Regions from separate parts of the Homo sapiens genome. Here region 1 is linked to region 2. A link is an interaction called in ENCODE POLR2A ChIA-PET data of the cell type or tissue named here. Cell type or tissue: HepG2. All regions are shown on one strand. Each heading gives the region's core, and the rest is flanking DNA. Links, peaks and the distances in the headings are about the cores only.

The links. Peaks named below come from ENCODE experiments on the same cell type or tissue, not always from the same donor. Only the 100,000 strongest peaks of a DNase experiment are listed, where the experiment ranks them.
Region 1: POLR2A ChIA-PET joins it to region 2 with 10 read pairs; 17 of 35 experiments call an interaction of 5 or more read pairs at or near these places.

Annotation. Positions count from the first base shown.
Region 1 is chr17:81,963,486-81,974,238 of GRCh38, forward strand. LOC124904087 (a long non-coding RNA gene) reads left to right here and starts at 3,948. Exons shown (of 2, transcript XR_007065951.1): 1 at 3,948-4,035. RefSeq lists silencers at 3,399-3,638, 4,299-4,458, 4,469-4,518 and an enhancer at 3,802-4,379. In HepG2, for the core only: a CTCF peak has its summit at 3,452; DNase peaks (open chromatin) are centred at 3,506 and 4,596; H3K4me3 peaks cover 892 bases.
Region 2 is chr17:81,854,006-81,864,758 of GRCh38, forward strand. P4HB (prolyl 4-hydroxylase subunit beta) reads right to left here and starts at 6,530. Exons shown (of 11, transcript NM_000918.4): 1 at 6,322-6,530; 2 at 5,176-5,382; 3 at 1,448-1,581; 4 at 1,137-1,274. The coding sequence starts at 6,466. It overlaps LOC124904086 (a long non-coding RNA gene), which reads left to right and starts at 7,105. Exons shown (of 2, transcript XR_007065950.1): 1 at 7,105-7,134; 2 at 9,158-10,753. RefSeq lists an enhancer at 1,472-1,971 and silencers at 6,121-6,220, 6,431-6,650, 10,228-10,522. In HepG2, for the core only: no CTCF peak of the experiment used is centred there; a DNase peak (open chromatin) is centred at 6,846; H3K4me3 peaks cover 3,476 bases.

The DNA of each region.
Region 1 (10,753 bases), core at 1,824-6,823, 110 kb after region 2:
TGCTCTGTCACCCAGGCTAGAGAGCATGACGTGATCTCGGCTCACTGCAACCTCTGCCTTTCGGGTTCCAGCAATTCTCCTGCCTCAGTTTCCCGAGTAGCTGGGACTACAGGCGTGTCCCATCACGCCTGCCTAACTTTTTTGTATTTTTAGTAGAGACGGGGTTTCACCGTGTTAGCCAGGATGGTCTCAGTCTCCTGACCTCGTGATCCGCCCACCTTGGCCTCCCGAAGTGCTGCGATTACAGGTGTGAGCCACGGTGCCCCGCCGCTTCCTCTCCTTTAAAGCGGGGTGATAACAGTGCCTCTGTCAGAGGGCTGTTGTGGGATTATAAGAGCCCACTTGTGAAATTGCGCGGTAGGGGTGGCAGTCATGATCACCGATGAAAATTCCAGGACGGGAGAAGACCATGTGCGTTACAGTTTCTGACGTCTCCTGTAATGCGATGGAGCCTGCATGTTGAACCGAAATGAGTTCACATTTTGGTTTATTCAACACTGGTAGCAGACGCCAGAAGAGGCTCAAACCCAAGACTTCCCCAGAACCTCTGCCCTTCCTCCACCTCCCCCCATTCCCCTCTCCTCCGAAGCCCCTTGCCGTGACCGGATGACTGACAAGGCTGCAGTCCTACGGCCGGGGACGGGGCTCCCGAGGCTCAGCAGCTGCTCACACCCATGTCCTCCTCTTGACTCACACCGACTGGCTCTGTCCTCACACTTCCCCAGCCCCTGGGACAGCTTTATCCTCTGCACCTGGGACTCCCCACCCGGAGTTTTGAGCACCCAGAGCCTGGCAGCAGCTCCCGTGGCGGGTCCTATGGGCCAGCAGGTGCTGGGCCTTTGCTTCCAGGCCACCTGCATCAAGATGGGACCAACCTGGCCCTGACAGGTATAAGAAAGGGGGACCCAGGTCCATCAGTAATGGGTCAGATGCTACCTCATGCCCACTAAGATGACCACGATCAAAACACAGAAACTAACAAGCGTGGGTGCAGCCGCGGTGACACAGAAGCCCCAGAGCATCGCTGTGGGGATGGACAGTGCAGTGGCCACGTCCCTCACCATGGAAAACGGTTTGGTGGCTCCTCAGTATGTTACACAAAACACGTGACCCAGCAGGCCCACTCCCAGGGATACACCCAGAGAATTGAAGACAAGTGTTCAAACAAAAACTGGCTCATGAATGTTCACAGCAGGACTAGTCACAGTAGCCAAAAGGCGGAAAACAGCCCCAAAGTCCATCAGCAGATGAGTGGGTAAACACAATGGAACACAGCCATACAACGGAATATATTCTAGCCGTAAAACAAACGAAGTTCTGACATATGCTGCACTGTGGGTGAATCTTGAGAATATCAGCCAAGTGACATGAACTGGACACTGAAGGGCACATGCGGTATGAGTCCATTCATTTCGAGTGTCCAGAAGAGGCAACTTCATAGAGATAGAAAGTCCGCTGGTGGTTTCCAGGAGATGGAGAGAAACAGGGAGTGATTACTAATGGGTACAGGATTTCTTTTTTTCTTTTGTTTTTTTGTAAGACAGAATCTTGCTCTGTCACCCAGGCTGGAATGCAGTGATGTGATCTCGGCTCGCTGCAACTTCCGACTCTAAGGCTCCAACAATTCTCCTACATAGCTGGGATTACAGGTGTGCACCACCATGCCCAGCTAATTTTTGTATTTTTAGTAGACATGGGGTTTCACCATGTTGATCAGCTGGTCTCTGACCTCAGGTGATCCACCCACCTCGGCCTCCCAAAGTGCTGGGATTATAGGCGTGAGCCACTGTGCCCAGCTGGTACGGGGTTTCTTTTTGGGGTGATTAAAATGTTCTAAAATGGATTGTGGTAATGGTTGCACAATTTTCTGAATGTACTCTGTCATGTGATTAGATTTTTTTTTTTTTTTTTTTGAGATGGAGTTTTACTCTTGTTGCCCAGACTGGAGTGCAATGGCTCGATCTCAGCTCACTGCAACCTCTCCCTCCCGGGTTCAAGCGATTCTCCTGCCTCAGACTCCTGAGTAACTGGAATTACAGACATGCGCCACCAGGCTCAGCTAATTTTTTTTTTTTTTTGTATTAAGTAGAGACGGGGTTTCACCATGTTAGGCTGATCTCGAACTCCTGACCTCAGGTGATCCACCTGCCTTGGCCTCCCAAAGTGCTGGGATTACAGGCATGAGCCATGGCACCCACCCTGATATTTTAAAGTAGTTAGTTCTGACTGGGCACGGTGGCTCACGCCTGTAATCCCAGCACTTTGGGAAGTCCTGGAAGAAGGATTGCTTGAGCCCAGGGGTTCGAGACCAGCCTGGGCAGCACAGCAAGATCCCGCTTCCATCTAAAAGAATCAGTGGGTAAGACCAACAACGATCAGGCTGGGCACAGGGCACCAGGTGGCGGGGATGAGGCCTGAGGCCCCGTGAGCGGAGTGGCCAGCTTGGGGTGGAGTGGGCCGGCTCCTCTCTAGAAACCTTCCTGGCAGGTAGGGTGTTTCAGAACCCTCCTTTTGCATGTTAGACAGATATCCACTTTGTCTGCACCAGAGCGGATGGGTTAGGACAGCCAAGTACCGGCTGCTGCGGGGCCTGCAGTTGCGTCTCAGGTTCCTCGTCTGTAAAACGGGATGAGAACAGCACCTGCCTCACAGAGTCCGCGTGAACATCAAAGGTGCAGGATGTTTGGGGGCTCCGCTCGGCGTCTCCGGCGATGACCATGTGATAAATGACAGTTATGCTGCCCAGGCGTCGTGGGATTGCAGGCGATCCCCCAGGGACCAAGGTTGACTGCGAGGGCAGACATGGGGGCCTGGCGACGAGAGCACCACAGTGCCCATCCCAGGCTGCATGGTTGCGTGTGGTGTCCCTCACAGGGTGTGCCCTTCTCTGCTTCCCTGGCCCTGCCCCATCCCCACTGTCCTGTTCAGGGAGGACCATACAGGGTTCCCCAGGCTCCCATTCAGGTGGCGCCGGGGCTTCTGACTGAGCCTAGACTCTGTGTGCCCCGCGGCAGGAAAGCTGGGGAAACGAAGGCCCAGAGGGGACTCTGTGCTTCAGGAGAGGCACCCCGAGACAGGACGGGGTGAGGGTTCTGTTCACCGCCTTCCCCTGGGGAGGGAGCTGGGGATGCACAGGTGGTTCTGAGTCAATCCGCCGGGGTCACGGCTGTGCTGGGGGGCCGGAGCCCCCCCCCTGGGAAAAAGGGGTCAAGACAGCACATTTCAGGAAGCAAGGGCCCAAGCTGGCGGGCAGGCGCAGTCGGAGAGGGAGGAAGGTGTGATGGAGGGCAGCTGGCGGTACAGGGGTCCCCTCGAGACCTCGCGTGGGGCCCTGGAACTTGGTGATATGAGCGTCCAGCACACAGCATGTCAGGCAGCCCCAGACCCGGCTTCCTTGTCCATACTGGAGGCGGCTCCCTGCCGCACATCCCGGGCCCCTCCCCCCAGGGCCTTGAGCGCCAGGGCCGCTCTGGGCTCCAGCTGCTGCCAGCCGTCTGGGGCCCAGCTGTTGTGTGCTGGCCTCGGCCGCCCCGCCCCGCCTGGCCACCTGGGCTGCCCTGCGCCCCAGCTGCTGGCCTCTGAGGCCCAAGTGAGCAGGGAAGTGAGGCGGGCCACCCGCTTCCCCATGTGGCTGGCTGTTGGGGGAGGCCGCCGCTTCCCCCTTGGCTGGCTCTTGGGGGAGGCCCTGCTCTCCAACCGGCTCAGAGTGGGGGAGGTGCCGAGGCCAGGCGGTGCCGTCGCAGAGCATGGCCCCTTTTTGGTTTCCCCCAACCTCCTTTTCTGGTCACCCCATCCATCAGAAGGACCCTTCTTGGCCTCATATCCTGGGACCTTGATGAGCCAAGTCCCTTGTCAGGAGCTGCTGTGGCTCTCGCCCAGGTCCTTGGAGGGGCGAGGGGGGCCCCTGGGCGGGGCGGCTGCTCCTGGGCTTGGTGTTGGGGCTGCCCTCTCCCTGGCCCCAGTGCCTGGGAGTGAGTGGCCTCTGGATTCCCTGGTGGAAAGGATCGGCCTTGCCCTAGGATGTCCTTCACCCAGGTGAGAGCTCCTAGAGCCCAGCGGGGAGGCCGAGGCTGTCATTTTTGGACCCAGGTATTTGGCGGGATCTGCCCCTCTTGGCACCCCTGCAGCTGAGCTCCGCCCCATCCCGCCTCCTCCCTACGGCTTCACCCGGCTGGTGCCAACATGCAGCCTACTGGGCTAACCATGGAGTGGCAGGGCCACCAGGGAAAGGCCACCCTCCAAAGCTGGGGGAGGAAGGGCATGGGGATGGGGGAGTCCCAGCTCATCAGTGGAGATGCCGCCTCTTGGGACATCACGCAGACAGTGTGTGGCTCCTTCCTGGACAGGTGAGGGAGGCTGGAGGTCAGGCTCCCGGGTGCCAAGGGGAGGGGCAGAGAGGCTGGTCCTTTGCCCTCCCAGCTGCCAGGCTCCACCGCCCTCACGAGCTGCAGGCCGCGGCCCCCACCCGTCCAGCCTGCTGGTCCCCACGCTCCTGCTCCTGCCGCAACAGCGGCAGCAGGCCAGGGAGGCCATGTGACCTTCGCTCGCCCTCCCTCCCTCCCTGTGATCCCCACGTGGCCTCTGGGGAGGCAGAAACAAACCCTCAGATCTTGCCACTGGGAACCTTTCAGCGCCAGCGACATCAAAGAGGGGCGGCGGCGGCGGGGGCGGCCGGCGGATGCTTCTCTTAAAGGGCCACGCCACTTTTAATTCAAAGCAGATCCTGGGAGCAGCTGTCTAGCTGCTGTCTGGGAGGGAAGGTGGCAGCCGAGCCCTCTCCAGACCTGGCTGCAGTTGCTCCTTAGAACTAGTTCAACCAGGCTGGGTGCGGTGGCTCAAGCCTGTAATCCCAGCACTTTGGGAGGCCAAAGCAGGGAAAACACGTGAGGTCGGAAGTTCGAGACCAGCCTGGCCAACATGGTGAAACCCTGTCTGCTAAAAACACAAAAATCATTACAGAAAGAAAACTCATGGGATGAAAAAAAAAAAAAAAATCAGCCAGGCATGGTGGTGGCGCGTGCCTGTAATCCCAGCTACTTGGGATGTTGAGGCACGAGAATTCCTTTAACCCAGGAGATGGAGGTTAGAGTGAGCTGAGATCACGCCACTGCACTCCAGCCTGGGTGAGAGAGTGAGACTCTGCCTCAAAAAAAAAAAACAACAAAAAAAAACTAGTTAAACCGGAGAGGGGTGGGGACGGAGAAGAAGAACCAGCACTATGCCGCCCTTAGAACTGAGGCTGACAAGGTCCCAAGTGGCCAGACGGCAGCAAGGTAGAAACTAGATTCGTTTAATGAAATAAATAGTGTGAGCCCTCTCGCACATTTATGTATGAGCTGCGATTCTTTTATGATTATTATTTTTAGAGACAAGGTCTCACTCTGTGTTGCCAGGCTGGACTGCAGTGGTGTGATCACGGCTCACCGTAGCCCTGAACTCCCGGGCTCAAGTGATCCTCCTGCCTCAGCCTCCTGAGTACCTTGGACTACAGGCTTGCACCACCACACTCGGTTACTTTTTAATTTTTTTTGTAGAGATGGGGTCTCACTATGTTGCCCAGGCTGGTCTTGACCTCTTGGGCTCATGTGATCCTCCCCCTTAGCCACCCTAGATGCTGGGATTACAGCCGCATGTCACCCTGCCTGGCCCTGAGGTGGGATTGTGAACCTGCCCAGGTGTCTGTCCTGCCTAGAGGCCACTGACTGAGGCTGGAAGTGAGGCAGCTCCATGAGCCACAGGAAGGTTCCCTGACCACCTCCCATTCATTTGCCTGAGCCCTGTCCCAGGCACGGGGACATGGGGCCGGGATGGCAGGTGCACCTTTGCAGGGCTTGTCTTCTGGAGGAAGCAGATGCTGAAAAGTAGCTGTTCAAGGAGCTCCCTGACAGGGTGACAGGGGAAGGGAAGACAGGAAAGCCAGGCAGAAGACAGCCCCTGTGCTGGGCATTCAGTGGGCCTGGCAAGGGCCTGGGCCAGCCCTGGGATTGACTTTGTGCAGCCTTCGGGGAGGAACCCAAACTCATCTTCTGGCCTGGCTCAGGCTTCCTGCAGCCCACCGGGGACTCACTGCCTGCAATGACCTCTTGGCCTTCCTGTGCCAAGTCAGGGTCCACTCACCTGCCTGGAGGGTGCTACAGGTGAGGATCTGAGGCCTGGGCAGGCGAGGCTCTATGTTGGAGGCCAGCACAGACCAGGTCAAAGTTCAGTTCGGTGCAGGTAGGGGGCTGGACCTGGTGCCTGGACCATTCCACGCCTGGACACTGTGGCCTCCCATGCAATGTCCAGCAGTGAGCACTTTGTGCTTTTGACTTAGTGCATGGTGGAGAAGAGTGGAGTCATAGGTGGCCGCAGAGTGGGGTCATGCGTAAATCTTTGAAAACGTGGGTGGGCTGCAGTGATAACAGCAAAAGAGACTGTGATATCCTGTGGTCACCTGTTGTATAAGGAGGAAGATAGGTTAAGAATCTACATCTGGCTGGGCGCAGTGGCTCACGCCGGTAATTCCAGCACTTTGGGAGGCTGAGGTCGGCGGATCACTTGAACCCGGGAGGTGGAGGTTGTGGTGAGCCGCGATCACGCCACTGCACTCCAGCCTGGGCAACAGAGTGAGACTCAGTCAAAATATATATATACATATATACATACATATACATATATATACATATATATACATATATACATATATATACATATATACATACATATACACATATATACATATATATACACATATATACATATATATACATATATATATACATATATATACATATATATATATACATATATATATATATATATTTGATTCCAAAGTATAAAGACATGGCCTGACCTGTTTCTTCTCCCACTCATCCTCATAGAAAACCATTTTCTTTTTTTTCTCTTTTTAGAGATGGAGTCTCGCTCTGTTGCCCAGCCTGGAGTGCAGTGTTGTGACCACAGCTCACTGCAGCCTCAAACTCCGGCCTCAGCCTCCTGAGTAGCTTGGACTACAGGCACACGCCACCACGCCTGGCTAATTTTTTTTTTTTTTTTTTGAGACAGAGTCTCACTCAGTTGCCCAGGCTGGATTGCAGTGGCTCGATCTCCGCTCACTGCAGGCTCTGCCTCCTGGGTTCACACCATTCTCCTGCGTCAGCCTCCTGAGTAGCTGGGACTACAGGCACCCGCCACCACACCCAGCTAATTTTTTTGTATTTTTTTTTTAGTAGAGACGGGCTTTCACCATGTTAGCCAGGATGGTTGCGATCTCCTGACCTTGTGATCCACCCACCTCAGCCTCCCAAAGTGCTGGGATTACAGGCATGAGCCACTGCGCCCGGCCAATTTTTTTTTTTTTTTGAGACAGAGTCTCGCTCTGTTGCCCAGGCTGGAGTGCAGTGGTGCTATCTTGGCTCACTGCAACCTCCGCCTCCTGGGTTCAAGCAATTCTCCTGTGTCAGCCTCCTCAGTAACTGGGATTACAGGTGTGCACCACCACGCCGGGCCAATTTTTGTATTTTTAGTATACGGGGTTTCACCATGTTGGTCCGGATGGTCTCAAACTCCTGACCTTGTGATCTGCCCATCTTGGCCTCCCAAAGTGCTGGGATTACAGGTGTGAACCACTGTGCCCGGCCAAGAAAACCATTTTCGTTAACTTCTAGGGTAGCCTGCTTGTTTTTCTTTTTGCAAAGATGAGCAAATTCCTGTGTCAGGTGCCAGGTGGGCACATATGTAGATTTTTTTTTTTTTTTTCTGAGACGGAGTCTTGCTCTGTCACCCAGGCTGGAGTGTGAGTGCAGCGGCACCATCTCGGCTCACTGCAACCTCCACCTCACGGGTTCAAGAGATTCTCCTGCCTCAGCCTCCAGAGTAGCTGAGATGACAGGCACACACCACCACGCCCGGCTGATTTTTGTATTTTTAGTAGAGGTGGTGTTTCATCATGTTGGCCAGGCTGGTCTTGAACTCCTGAACTCAGGTGATCCACCCGTTTTGGCCTTCCAAAGTGCTGGGATTACAGGCGTGAGTCACCGTACCGCACCTGAATCAAATAAACCTTTTGAACAATGAAAATATAGCACTATAAAAAAGGATGAAGAAAAAACCCCAAATTTAGTAAAAAACAAAATAAATAAATGTAACCTAACCGTGCATCAAATTGTTAAACGGACCTAACCTACCTATAATGGTTAATTGTATGTGTCAACTTGACCAGGCTAAGGGATACCCAGAGAGTTGGTAAAACCTCATGGCTGGGTATGTCTTCAAGGATGTTTCTGGAAGAAATTAGCATTTGGATCAGTGGCCCAAGAAGATCCACCCTCACCACAGCGGGCAGGAATCATCCAATCAGTTGAGGGCCCAAATAGAACAAAAAGGTGGAAGAAGGACACATTCTCTCTTCTTGAGCTGGGACGTCCATCCTCCTGCCCTTGGACATTGGAGAAGGGCAACCTGCTTCTCAGGCTTTTGGACTCCAGGACTTACACCAGCCGCCCATCCTACACTTCTGGGGCTTCAGGATGGGAGTTACACCTCTCGCTCCCCTGGTTCTCAGACCTGCAGACTTGGATTGAATTAAATTATATTGTAATTATATTATAAACCAATGTATTGAGTTATACACTGGTTTTGGGTATTGAGTTATACACTGGTTTGAGTATTCAGTTATACACTGGTTTATAATACACTGGTTTTCCTGTCTCAAGCTTGCAGACAACCGACCATGGGACTTCTTTCTCAGCCTCTATAATCATTTGAGCCAATTCCCATAATACATTTCCTCTTTTTTTTTTGAGATGGAGTCTCACTCTGTCACTCAGGCTGGAGTACAGTGGTGTGATCTCGGCTCACTGCAACCTCCACCTCCCGGGTTCAAGTGATTCTCCTGCCTCAGCCTCCCGAGTAGCTGCGACTATAGGTGTGCAGCACCACACCCGGCTATTTTTTGTGTTTTCAGTAGAGATGAGGTTTCCCCATGTTGGCCAGGCTGGTCTCTTGTATATATCTGTGCATATCCTATTGGTTCTGTTTCTCTGGAGGACCCTATAATACACTAACCTAACCTAACACAGAAAAGCAAATTAATTCAAATAACTTTTGAACACAATACTCTATGTTTCTTTAATGGGACATACTCTAAAGGACAAAAATAGCTACAAAGACATCTTGAAATTTCCACAGTAGATCTGTTGTTAATAGCAAGATTGCCGCAGTACCTCTGAAACTATTTGGAGGGCATTTTAGAACAAAGCAAATGAATAAATATACTGATTTACTGACAATTAGGGTTCTCACTGCGGACAAAGGAGGTATTAGGTTGAACCATGTAGGTTTTGTCATTTTTTTGTAGATCAAAAATGATCGGCTGGGCGCAGTGGCTCATGCCTATCTATAATCCCAGTACTTTGAGAGGCCGAGGTGGGAGGATCACCTGAGGTCTGGAGTTCAAGACCAGCCTGGCCACCACAGTGAAACCCCATCGCTACTAGAAATACAAAGATTAGCTGCTCATGGTGGCAAGCGCCTGTAATCCAAGCTATTCAGGAGGCTGAGGAAGGAGAATCGCTTGAACCCGGGAGATGGGGGTTGCACTGAGCCGAGATCGTGCCACTGTATTCCAGCCTGGGCAATAGAGCGAGACTCTGTCTCAAAAAAAAAAAAAAAAAAAAAAAAAAAAGCCTGGGTGCGGTGGCTCACACCTGTAATCCCAGCACTTTGGGAGGCCGAGGCAGGCGGATCACAAGGTCAGGAGATTGAGACCATTCTGGCTAACATGGTGAAACCCTGTCTCTACTAAAAATACAAAAAATTAGCCGGGTGTGGTGGCCGGTGCCTGTAGTCCCAGCTACTCGGGAGGCCGAGGCAGGAGAATGGCGTGAACCTGGGAGGTGGAGCTTGCAGTGAGCCAAGATTGCGCCACTGCACTCCAGCCTGGGTGACAGAGTGAGACTCCGTCTCAAAAAAAAAAAAAAAGAAGATAAAAAAAGGTTAACTAGGGCAATTTAATAGAATTCAACCAAATACAAATATGGAATGAGGGAAGAAGGGGGAGAAGGCTGAGGTGTGGCTTAGAAATATTCAGATGAATTCATCACACTAATTGTGTCCCCTGAGAGGGCCCAGAAAGCAGTGACATCCCAGTAGCCATGAGCACACTCAGCACCCAGAACTTGGTCTCTAAATCCCATTTCCTTGTAAAAGGGATTGGGGTTTCTCTGAAAAATGGCTGACTTCAGGGCTTGGGCAGAGAGGAGATGCCCAAAGAATAATGGAAATGCCAAAAGGATGCAGGAAAGATGTCCACACTTGGACAATTAACTGTGGATTAACTCAGAGTATGATACCAACATTAGATTTCCCAATTTTGTATGAAATTATGGTGGCTATATAAGAGACTGGCCTTATTTTATTTATTTATTTTTTTGAGACTGAGTCTCACTCTGTCGCCAAGGCTGGAGTGCAATGGCGTGATCTTGGCTCACTGTAACCTCCACCTCCCACAATCAAGCAATTCTCCCACCTCAGCCTCCCAAGTAGCTGGAATTACAGGCACCTGCCATCACGCCCAGCTACTTTTTGTATTTTTTGTAGAGATAGGGTTTCACCATGTTGGCCAGGCTGGTTTTGAACTCCTGACCTCAGGTGATCCACCCGCCTTGGTCTCCCAAAATGCTGGGATTACAGGCGTGAGCCACTGCACCTGGTTGAGACTGGCCTTATTCTTAGGAAAGAGAAAAACTGAAGTATTTAGTGGCGAAGGTGCTCA
Region 2 (10,753 bases), core at 4,334-9,333:
AAGAGGCCACACTGTCCAGGAGCCCTTCCCCAGGAGAAGGACAGCGGGATCAGGATGGCAGTTTTCACAGTGGATCCTTAGGGGTCATAATGCCCTTGGGGCTGAGGGGCATACGAAGTGTGGGTGCCACCTGGGTGGGAACACGCCCAGAGCGCCAATACTCCAGACCTCTGGGTAAGGAAAACGTTCTGGAAATAGGGATGCTGCAGGACGCTCTGAATGTAGTTAATACTTTAGAATAGTTAAAACGTGGCCGGGCGCGGTGGCTCACGCCTGTGATCCCACCATTTTGGGAGGCTGAGGCAGGCAGACCACTCGGAGCTCAGGAGTTCAAGACCAGCCTGGACAACACAGCAAAACCCCATGTCTACCAAAAAATACAAAAACTCAGCCCAGCGTGGTGGCACGCGCCTGTAGTTCCAGCTGCTCGGGAGGCTGAGGTTAGAGGATCACTTGAGCCTGGGAAGCAGAAGTTGCAGTGAGCTAAGAATGCACCACCGCACTCCAGCCTGGGCGGCAGAGTGAGAAACCCTATCTCAAAAAAAAAAAAGGCAAACGGGGCCAGGCGCGGTGGCTCACATCTGTAATCCCAGCACTTTGGGAGGCTGAGGTGGGTGGATCACGAGGTCAAGAGATTGATACCATCCTGGCCAAAATGGTGAAATCTCATCTCTACTAAAACAAAGATTAGCTGGGCATGGTAGTGCATGCCTGTAGTCCCAGCTACTCGGGAGGCCGAGGCAGGAGAATCACTTGAACCCAGGAGGCGGAGGGTGCAGTGAGCCGAGATCACGCAACTGCACTCCAGCATGGGTGACAGAGCAAGACTCTCCCAAAAAAAAAAAAAGGGCAAATGTTGTTACATGTTTTATCATAATTGAAAAAAAAAAAAAAGCTAACAGTCAAAAGCAGTTCTGAGGCGGCTGTGGCAGGAGAGTGGCCAGAAAGCCCACAGCTGAATGCGAAGACCAGGCCACAGGCATCAGCGCAACACCCCAACTTGGCAAAGCTGCAGAACATACCTATTGGGCCAAAGGTGCCAGGAGCAAGGTTCCCTTAACGATAAGGAGAGCAACGCCACCCTCTGCAGACCAACCCCAGAACTAACCTGGGCAGAGCTGCCTGGGGCCACTCACCTTCTTAAAGAGGACAACCCCATCTTTGTCGAGCTGGTATTTGGAGAACACGTCACTGTTGGAAGTGATCCCAAATGGTATGTCATCGATGGCCTCTGCTGCCTGCAAAAACTGCTTGGCAGAGTCCGACTCCACGTCCTGAATGAGGAGGGAGAAGCAGAGGTCGTCATGATCCCGCAGCACCAAGCAGTAGGGCAGACCCTGTAGAGCCCAGGCCAGGGGGGACACGTGCAGAACTGCCAGCTGCAGGCTGTGGACCCCTCCTCAATGGATGACGGAAGGAAGGAAGACTGGAATGCTCTGGTCTCTACCTTGAAGAAGCCGATGACAGCCACCTCGCTGGACTCCACCAAGGACTCTGCAGCTGCGCCGTCAGGCAGGGTGGTGGCAGCCGGGCCCGTGCGCTTCTTCAGCCAGTTCACGATGTCATCAGCCTCTCTGCCAGCTAACCCCAAACAAATGTAGGTTCTACTCTCAAACAGGGAGTGCCGCCTGCCCTGCCGCGCCTGCTCCCGTCTCTGCTCTCTGCCAGCCAGGCTGAGGACACCTGAATCAACCTAAGTAAGATGTTCTCCCACCATGGAAGAGGCCCGGTGCCGTCCGCCCGCCTCCTAAACCCCAGTGTACGTGAGACTGTGGTTGTGTTTATGGGGAGTGGAGAGGGAAGAGGGTGATTCTGTCTCTGAATAACAGGATCACAAACCCATTTTTTTTCTCTGATCTCTCTGCATTTTCTTTTTTCTTTTGACACAGGGGCTCACTCTGTTACCCAGCTGGAGGGTAGTGGCAGAATCTTGGCTCACTGCAGCCTCCACCCACTGGGCTCAAGCAATCTTCCCAACCTCAGCCTCCTGAGTATCTGGGGTACAGATGCACGCTACCACACCCAGCTCATTTTTGTATTTATTGTAGAGACGGGGTTTTGCCACGTTGCCCAGGCTGGTCTTTAACTCCTGTGCTCAAGCAGTTTGCCCACCACGACTTCCCAAAGTGCTGGGATTACAGGCATGAGCCACCAATCCCAGCCCTTTTTTTTTTCTTGGAAGACAGGGTCTTGCTCTGTCACCCAGGTTAGAGTGCAGTGGCATGATCATGGCTCACTGCAACCTCGAACTTCTGGGCTCAAGCAATCCTCCTACCTCAGGCTCCCAAGTAGCTGGGACCACAGGCATGTGCCACCACACCCAACTAACTTTTTTTTTTTTTTTTTTTTGAGGCGGAGTTTTGCTCTTGTTGCTCAGGCTGGAGTGCAATAGTGTGATCTCGGCTCACTGCAACCTCCACCTCCCGGGTTCAAGCAATTCTCCTGCCTGACCCTCCCGCGTAGCTAGGATTATAGGTGCCCGCCACCACACCCGGCTAATTTTTGTATGTTTAGCAGAGACAGGGTTCCCCATGTTGGCCAGGCTGGTCTCACTCCTGACCTCAGGTGATACACCTGCCTCAGCGGTCTCCCAAAGTGCTAGGATTACAGAGGTGAGCCACTGCGCCCAGCAATGTTTCTTCTTTTTTTTTTTTTTTTTTGAGACGGAATCTACCTCTGTCGTCCAGGCTGGAGAATGCAGTGGCGCCATCCTGGCTCACTGCAACCTCCATCTCCCAGGTTCAAGTGATTCTCCTGCCTCGGCCTCCCAAATAGCTGGTATTACAGGCGCCCGCCACCATGCCCAGCTAATTTTTGTATTTTTAGTAGAGACGGGGTTTCACTGTGTTGGCCAGGCTGGTCTTGAACTCCTGACCTCGTGATCCGCCCGCCTCGGCCTCCCAAAGTGCTGGGATTACATGCGTGAGCCACCATGCCCGGCCAATTTTTCTATTTTTTGTAGAGATGGGGTTTTGCCACGTTGCCTAGGATGGTCTCAAACTCCTGGGATTAAGCAGTCCGCCCACCTCGGCCTTCCAAAGTGCTGGGATTACCGGGATGAACCACTGTGCCCAGCCCTAGCTAATTTTTGTATTTTTTGTAGACAGGGTTTCACCATGTTGCCCAGGATGGCCCTCTGCATTTTAAAAATTTTATTTTTTGAAACGAAGTCTCACTCTGTCACCCAGGCTGGAGTGCGGTGGCACGATCTCAGCTCACTGCAACCTTACCTCCCAGGTTCAAGGGATTCTCCTGTGTCAGCCTCCCAAGTAGCTGGGATTACAGACGTGCACCACCACGCCCGGCTAATTTTTGTATTTTTAGTAGAGACGGGGGTTTCACCATATTGGCCATGCTGGCCTCGAACTCCTGACCTCAGGTGATCCACCCGTCTCAGCCTCCCAAAGTGCTGGGATTACAGGCATGAGCCACCGCACCCAGCCTGTCCTCTGCGTTATCTAAATTTTCTTTGACATGTACATCCATCAAACACATGTTCTCACCCAGGAGTCTGACAGCAGGCCTCATTTTAGAGAGGTGGACAGTAACTCAAAACTCAGTGCCAGTTTTCTACCTCTGGGAACAGGCTGACGCCCCGCCCACCTGACTCCCGCGCCTCCTAACTTATCCCAGGCGTTTCGGGAGTTCTCGCCAATGGCCCACCCTCCATGCCTCCCAGACCAGGAAGAAGATGACACACTTTTATGCCACCAAAGGCGGTCAACTGACAGGAAAGAAACTTCCTCCTCCTGGGAGACTGAGGCTAAGGAATGATGCCTCTCCTTTTTCCCTCCTAGAACTTGACTCCCTGGTCCGAATCGGGAAAACCCCATTCAGATGTAGAAGGATTCCACCAGTGCTAACAAGACGGTCACCAGTGACAAGTGGATTTAGGAGTGCTCATCTCATCTGCAAACCTGAGTGTTAGTGACAGAACCACGGTGACTTTGGACAGAGCACTTCCCGTTCCAAAAGTGAACATGAGTAAAAAATGAGAACATCAATCACGCCTGTAATCCTAGCACTCTAGGAGGCCGAGACGGGTGGATCACGAGGTCACGATCGAGACCATCCTGGCCAACATGGTGAAACCCCGTCTCTACTAAAAATACAAAAATTAGCCAGGCGTGGTGGTGCACACCTGTAGCCCCAGCTACTCAAGAGGCTGAGGCAGGAGAATCACTTGTACCCGGGAGGCAGAGGTTGCAGTGAGCAGAGATCGCACCACTGCACGACAGAGCGAGACTGTCTCAAAAAAAAAAAAAAAAAAAAAAAAAGGAAACATCAAAACAGCCAAGTGAGAGGCAACCACAGAGCTGCTGCCACTAGAACAGGACAGGGCACACCTGCTTAAGGGGACAAAAGGAAACATCAAAACAGCCAAGTGAGAGGCAACCACGGAGTTGCTGCCACTAGAACAGGACAGGGCACACCTGCTTAAGGGGAGAACCCTGCTAACACTGGAATGAGCTGCTTTCGGGCTACCCACCATGAGCATCTGACATGCCACAGAACCGGTTTTATAGACGAGTTTTCTTTTGCCACCGTCACTGATCTGGCTACACAGGGGCTCGGCCTCCACTACGGCAGCTTCAGAGGCGGCAGACGAGCAGCTGAGGGCCCGTGCTACAGACGGAGCAGGGCGGGCTTGGATTCGAGGTCTGCTACCGACAGGCTCGATGCTGTTACTCAGCTGCTCTAAGCCTCAGCCCTTTGTCTGGGAAAAGCCCGCCTCACAGAGAGGATGCGAGGAGAAATCACGCAAGCACGTGACGCGGCAGCTGGCACGCTACACACGACAGCTAGCAGGTGTCACCCCGAGAGCTACAGCCATGCTGCTGCTCCTAGGAACAGGGGGCAGCACAAACAGCCCATGTGGCCAGAAAGGCACCAGTCTCCCTCTCCTCGCTGGTCAGTCTCCAAACAGACCTCAGCCAGCCGCCCCCAGGATGGCACCAGACAAGACAGGTTCTCCATTCGAAGGTTCTTCCAGGATGAAAACTCCTCACAAGACCCTCAGGGCACAAGTGGACAGAGAACCCGGCCTGAGGAACGGGATCCCTCCAAGCCTCTGGAACCCGGCCTCCCCACCGCTCAGACAGCTGCCCCTGCCCTTCCAAGTCGGCAGGCCAGTCCCTCTCTAAAGACAGTTCAAGGGCAGTGCCACAGCCACACCTGTATATTCCTTGGGGGAAGCCGTGTCTCCATTCCTGAAGAACTTGATGGTGGGATAGCCGCGCACGCCGTACTGCTGGGCCAGGTCAGACTCCTCCGTGGCGTCCACCTTGGCCAACCTGATCTCGGAACCTTCTGCCTTCAGCTTCCCAGCGGCTTTGGCATACTCAGGGGCCAGAGCCTTGCAGTGGCCACACCAAGGGGCATCTGGAAGCGGAAATGAGATGCTAGAAAGCAGCCTTGATCCCTAAAGCAGCCTTGATCCCTCAGCAGTGCTTCCCTTTTTCCTCTGGCATTTCCCTTCATAAAAACCTTATCTACTCACCAAGATAACCCCTCCTAACGCACAAGGCTGAGCTGATAGCCTGGTGTTCTTGGGCAATATCAGGACAGAGGCCGTGAACGACAAACTACCACCAACCAACACCAGCCCCCACTCTGCTATGTCACCATCAGCACAGCCAGACAAACCTTTCAATGGTTGCTGACTTCTTATTCCCCACAGGCAACTAAGGCAAGGATCTCCCCTAGACTTTCCCTTTAAGACTACAGACAAAAGTGAAGAAGTGACCGTGGCGGCCTGTACCAGCACTAGCTGTGAGTATGAGATGCACATCCGTGCACACAGACCCTGAGTTGCTTAGGGTGAGAATAAGACGATCTGTCAATAGAGTTAGCAGCTGTGTCAGGCACAAGGTTCCCACCCCAGGGACAGAGCTCAAATCCTTATGGACGTGAGGAAGGCTTGGGATTCTCCTCTGAGACACCATCGGAAGGACTGCTGTGGCAAGCTGAAGGTGGGGTGGGCAGGAGCGGGGCGCCTTCCGGGTCGGCCCCCGGGGAGGACTCGGCAAGGCTGGACACTGGCTTGCTCTGTTTGCTCACACAGGTCGATCCTGTTCTTCTCGCACTAACAGGAAGATCCTGCCGTGCGCAGGGCGGGCATCGGGACGGCCCCCCGGCTCCCAGCCCGGCTCTCACCCCCAGGGAGCCCCTGACATGGCCCCCAAGGCGGGCAGCAAGGGAGCCCTTCAGTTCCGGGCGCGCCGGGGGTCCCGACCCCGGGGGCTGCCGGGCCGTGCCTGCGTCCCAAGAGCCTGGCTCAGCGGCCCCGAGCCCCGCCCGCCCGCCAGGCCCGGCGCTCACAGAACTCCACCAGCAGGTACTTGTGGGCCGCCAGCGCCTCCGCGAAGTTGCTTTTCCGCAGCACCAGGACGTGGTCCTCCTCCTCGGGGGCGTCGGCGCGCACCAGGGCGGCCACGGCCAGGCACAGCAGAGCGCGGCGCAGCATGTCGGACACGGATCAGGCGGGGCGCTTCGGTTGGCGCCGCCGGGACAGCGGGGGCGACGAGAGCGCGCGCCGGTCCCGGCCTCGCCTTTATAAATCCTGGGTCCGGGGCGCGCCTGCCCCCCCGCCCGCGCGCGCTGGCCGCGGCGCGCACGCGCCGCTGGGGCCCGCCTTCGATTGGCCGGCGGACTTCGAGGCTCGTCTTTGCCGCTCTCGGATTGGACACTCACACCAGGCCTGGCCCCGGATTCGGAAACGCTCCTGAGTGCTCCCTGGCCTTCGTTCGGGATTGGCCGAGGACCTCGCGCTCGCTGTCTTTCTTAGCCTCTCATTGGCTCCCGACAAGAACTTTTTCTGCCTTGGCTTCTAATTGGTGGCTTTCGCCTGCACCTTCCACGGGTCTGGAATGGCTGCCCCTTTCGGTAGCACGGACTCTGCGCCTCCTGATTGGCCAAGGGATGCGCGCACTCTGCGCGTTCCTTCGTCGAACGTGGCAGTGGGGAGGAGTTCCCAGTTTAGGGGCGGAGCTGCGGCTGCGCTTCCGAAACCCCTCGTGTTGCATTCTGACTGGACCGCGTACCCAACTGGCACGCCCCCCGGCCCCCGGACCGGAAGTTGGGGTGACGCAATTTCCGGCGCGCGTGTCAAGCGTGCGGCGGCGGCCGTGGAAGGTGGGGTTGGCCGCCTAGGGTCGGCGGTGGGCTCGGTGTGGGATAGCCGGCCCGGTCCGACGCGCTCCGCGAGGTCACGCGAGACACTCACCGAGGCATGGCGGCAGGGCCTGGGCATGGGAATCGTGCGCACAGTGCGAGGAAGCCTCGGAGGGGATACGAGCACAGGGCGGGTGGTTAGGAGAATGGGGCTGGAGAGACGGGCGGGAGGGGCGGGACCTGGGCCCCGGGGACCTGCCGGCTCCCAGGCCCCAGGAAGACGCTGCTCATGCGTGGAGCGGCCGCAGGAAAGGTACTCCCCGCTAAGGCCTTCAGGGAGCGGCCCTTTGCCCTGTGCGATCTCTTCCTTCCTTTCCCACGGGTTGCCAAATCCTGTGACGCTGCCCCTTCTCTGGTGCTTCTCAGATGCTCTGGTCGGCTCAGGAGACCTCGCAGCTGTTACACAGCTGTGGAAATACCCTGGGCGCTGCTTCACTCCGAAGGCAGCAGCTGGGTTTGCCTCCCGACTCGACCCGCCACCGAGGCTCCTGAGCACTTGAAATATGGCCAGTCCACCTGAGACGGGCTGTGAGTGCGCAATGCACATCAAACTTCTAAGACTGAGTGTGCGGGGCCGAGTGCGGTGGCTCACGCCTGTAATCCCAGCACTTTGGAAGGCCGAGGCGGGCGGATCACGAGGTCAGGAGTTCGAGACCAGCCTGATCAACATGGTGAAACCCCCTCACCTCCCGTCTCTACTAAAAATACAAAAATTAACAGGGCCTGGTGGCGCGCGCCTGTAATCCCAGCTACTCGGGAGGCTGAGGCAAGAGAATCGCTTGAACCCAGGAGGCAGAGGTTGCAGTGAGCCGAGATCGCGCCATTGCACTCCAGCCTGGGCAACAGAGCGAGACTCCATCTCAAAAAAAAAAAAAAAAAAGTGTGCGTGTAGGGGCTGGAGGACAGAAGGTACAGTATTTCGTTAATAACTTTACATTGACTACTACATGTTGAAATATTCTGTATGCATATGTTGGATTACATAATAATATTGAGGCCAGGTGCTGTGTGGCTCACTCCTGTAATCCCACCACTTTTGGAGACCGAGGCAGGAGGATCCCTTCAGCCCAGGAGTTCGAGACCAGCCTGGGCAACATAGTGAGACTCCCGTCTCTACAAAAAATAAATTAAAAAAATTAGCCAGGCACGGTGGTGTGCACCTGTGGTCCCAGCTACTTGGGAGGTGGAGGTGGGAGAATCATTTGAGCCCAGGAGGCTGAGGCTGCGGTGAGCCATGATCCCACCACTGCACTCCAGCCTGGGCGACAGATCGACACCCTATCTCAAAAAATAGTAAAAAAATGTCCTTTTTTTAAAATTTTTATTTTTTATTTTTTTGAGACAGAATCTCACTTTGTCATCCAAGCTGGAGTGCAGTGGGCGATCTCGGCTCACTCCACCTCCCGGATTCAAGCGATTCTCCTGCCTCAGCCTCCCGAGTAGCTGGGATTACAGGCATGCACCACCATGCCCAGCTAATTTTTGTATTTTTAGTAGAGACAGGGTTTTACCATGTTGGCCAGGCTGGTCTCGAACTCCTGACGTCAGGTGATCCACCCGCCTTGGCCTCCCAAAGCGTTGGGATTATAGGCGTGAGCCACCGCACCAGGCCTCCTCTTCTATCTTTTAACGTGGCTTTTAGAAACTTTTAAAATTACATAGATGGTCTGCATTTTGTTAGTGTTGGACACTGGCAGCCCTCCGTCTCCCTCACTGCCTGGAATCTGCTGCTCTCCTTTTCCCCAGGTGCCTGCCCTCTCCATTCCTCCTCACTTTCCTCCGCTGGGAATCGGCACCGCCACTGATTTTAAAGTTGAAACTTGGCAGGCAAAAGGGAGGTACTCCCATGTTAAATGTATACACATTGACTGCAATAGTATCCTGACTTTTGAAATGGTAAAACGTAGAGTAAGTTGCTTTTGTACTTTGAGAGTTTCTGTTTGTTGATCAGTTGTTCCTGAGAACATGCTTCTCCTTCCGACAGGGAACTCCCTCCACTAGAATATGAGCTCCTTGTGGTCAAGACTGGGTCCCCTGTTCCCTTCCCCCCAGTGCCAGCGGAGCAAAGGTCAGTCAGCGGCATAAGTTGTACCTGCTGGGAGAACTGTCTGCTTCCTCCGGGTGACTTTTCTGGCCAAGAAGGAATATGAGTATGTGCCTCCCTGAGCACTGGCCTGGAGCCCACTCAGGAAACACCATCTCTTCATAAATGGTTTTGATTGCAGGCATTGTTCCTTCTGCTCTCTGGATGATGGAAATTGCTTCAGGTCACTGCACTATCTTCCAACGTTTTTGTGGTTGCCATGAGCTGTTGTACAGACCACAGTTTGGGGCCTGAGACAAGCTGGGCATGGTGTTGCATGCCTATAATCTCAGCTACTTTGGAGGGTGAGGCAGGAGAATAGCTTGGGCCCAGGAGGTCTAGGCTGCAGTGAGCCATGATCATACCACTGCACTTCTGTCTGCGTGACAGAGACCCTGTATCTTACATAAAACCCCAGCCCATATTTGTACCACATCTAGATACGAGGTCAGAGTTCAGATGCCTAAATATTGTAGCTTGTGTTTTGTCCACTGTTGGGGGAAGAGTGAAGAGATTTGACATACCATAATGTTGATTAGCTTGTGATGGTTTGGCGGCAGCTTAGGCCAGAGCATAAAGTAAAAAGGAAAAGTGTTCACAGACAATGAAAACTGGGACCAAGTGGTGAATACTCAAGGCACACAGACCAGGCAAGGATCCCAGTGGCCGTGGATGAGTCTCAGGCTGGCTCTGGGCCAGTGGAACACACCTCAGTGTGGGTGAAGGCCTAGCCAGGGTAGCAGAGGGCAGGGCTACAGAACAGCAGCCCAGGTGGCTGTGGCCGACCTGACATTCTCCTGTGAAAATCAGGTGCCCAACCAGCACTAATCTAGATAGATGGCAGCATTTTTTTTCTTTAAAGACAGGATCTTGCTATGTTGCTCAGGCTGGTCTTGAACTCCTGACCTCAAAGGATCCTCCCCTCTTCAGCTTCCCAAAGCACTGGGGTTACAGATGTGAGCCAGCACGCCCAGCCGAATCACAGTATCTTAGACAGATGCCATGGCTGCCCATAGGGTCCTCTCAAGGTGCCTCTGCCCTTGGACTGGCTTCCTACACCAACCTGACAGGTGCAGCAAAGGTGGACTTTCTGGTAAGGCTGGAGGAGGAAGCCTGGTCTGCGATGGCCTGAGACGCCCTCTATGGGGGTTGTTGAGTGGATGGAAATGTGCAGGGCATGGGTCCTGCCCCCAAGAATGCAGGCTGGTTCCGCTGGGCACCTGCAGAGGGCTGATGTCCTTTTCCTGAGGCCTGCTCCTGTGCCTTCTAACCCTAGGGTGAGAAGATGGGCTGTGTTCACCTCATGCCCAGGCCCTTCGAGGAGTGTGCCCTTGGGGGTCAGAGCCCTCCTGTGGCTGGTATTTCTTTGGATCATCACAGGTGCTCCAGACATCCTTTAGGGAGTCTCAGGCTTGGTGAAGGGATCCATTAAATGTTGCTTAGTTGGTTTTTGTTTGTTTTTTGTTTTTTCGAGACAGAGTCTCCCTCTGTTGCCCA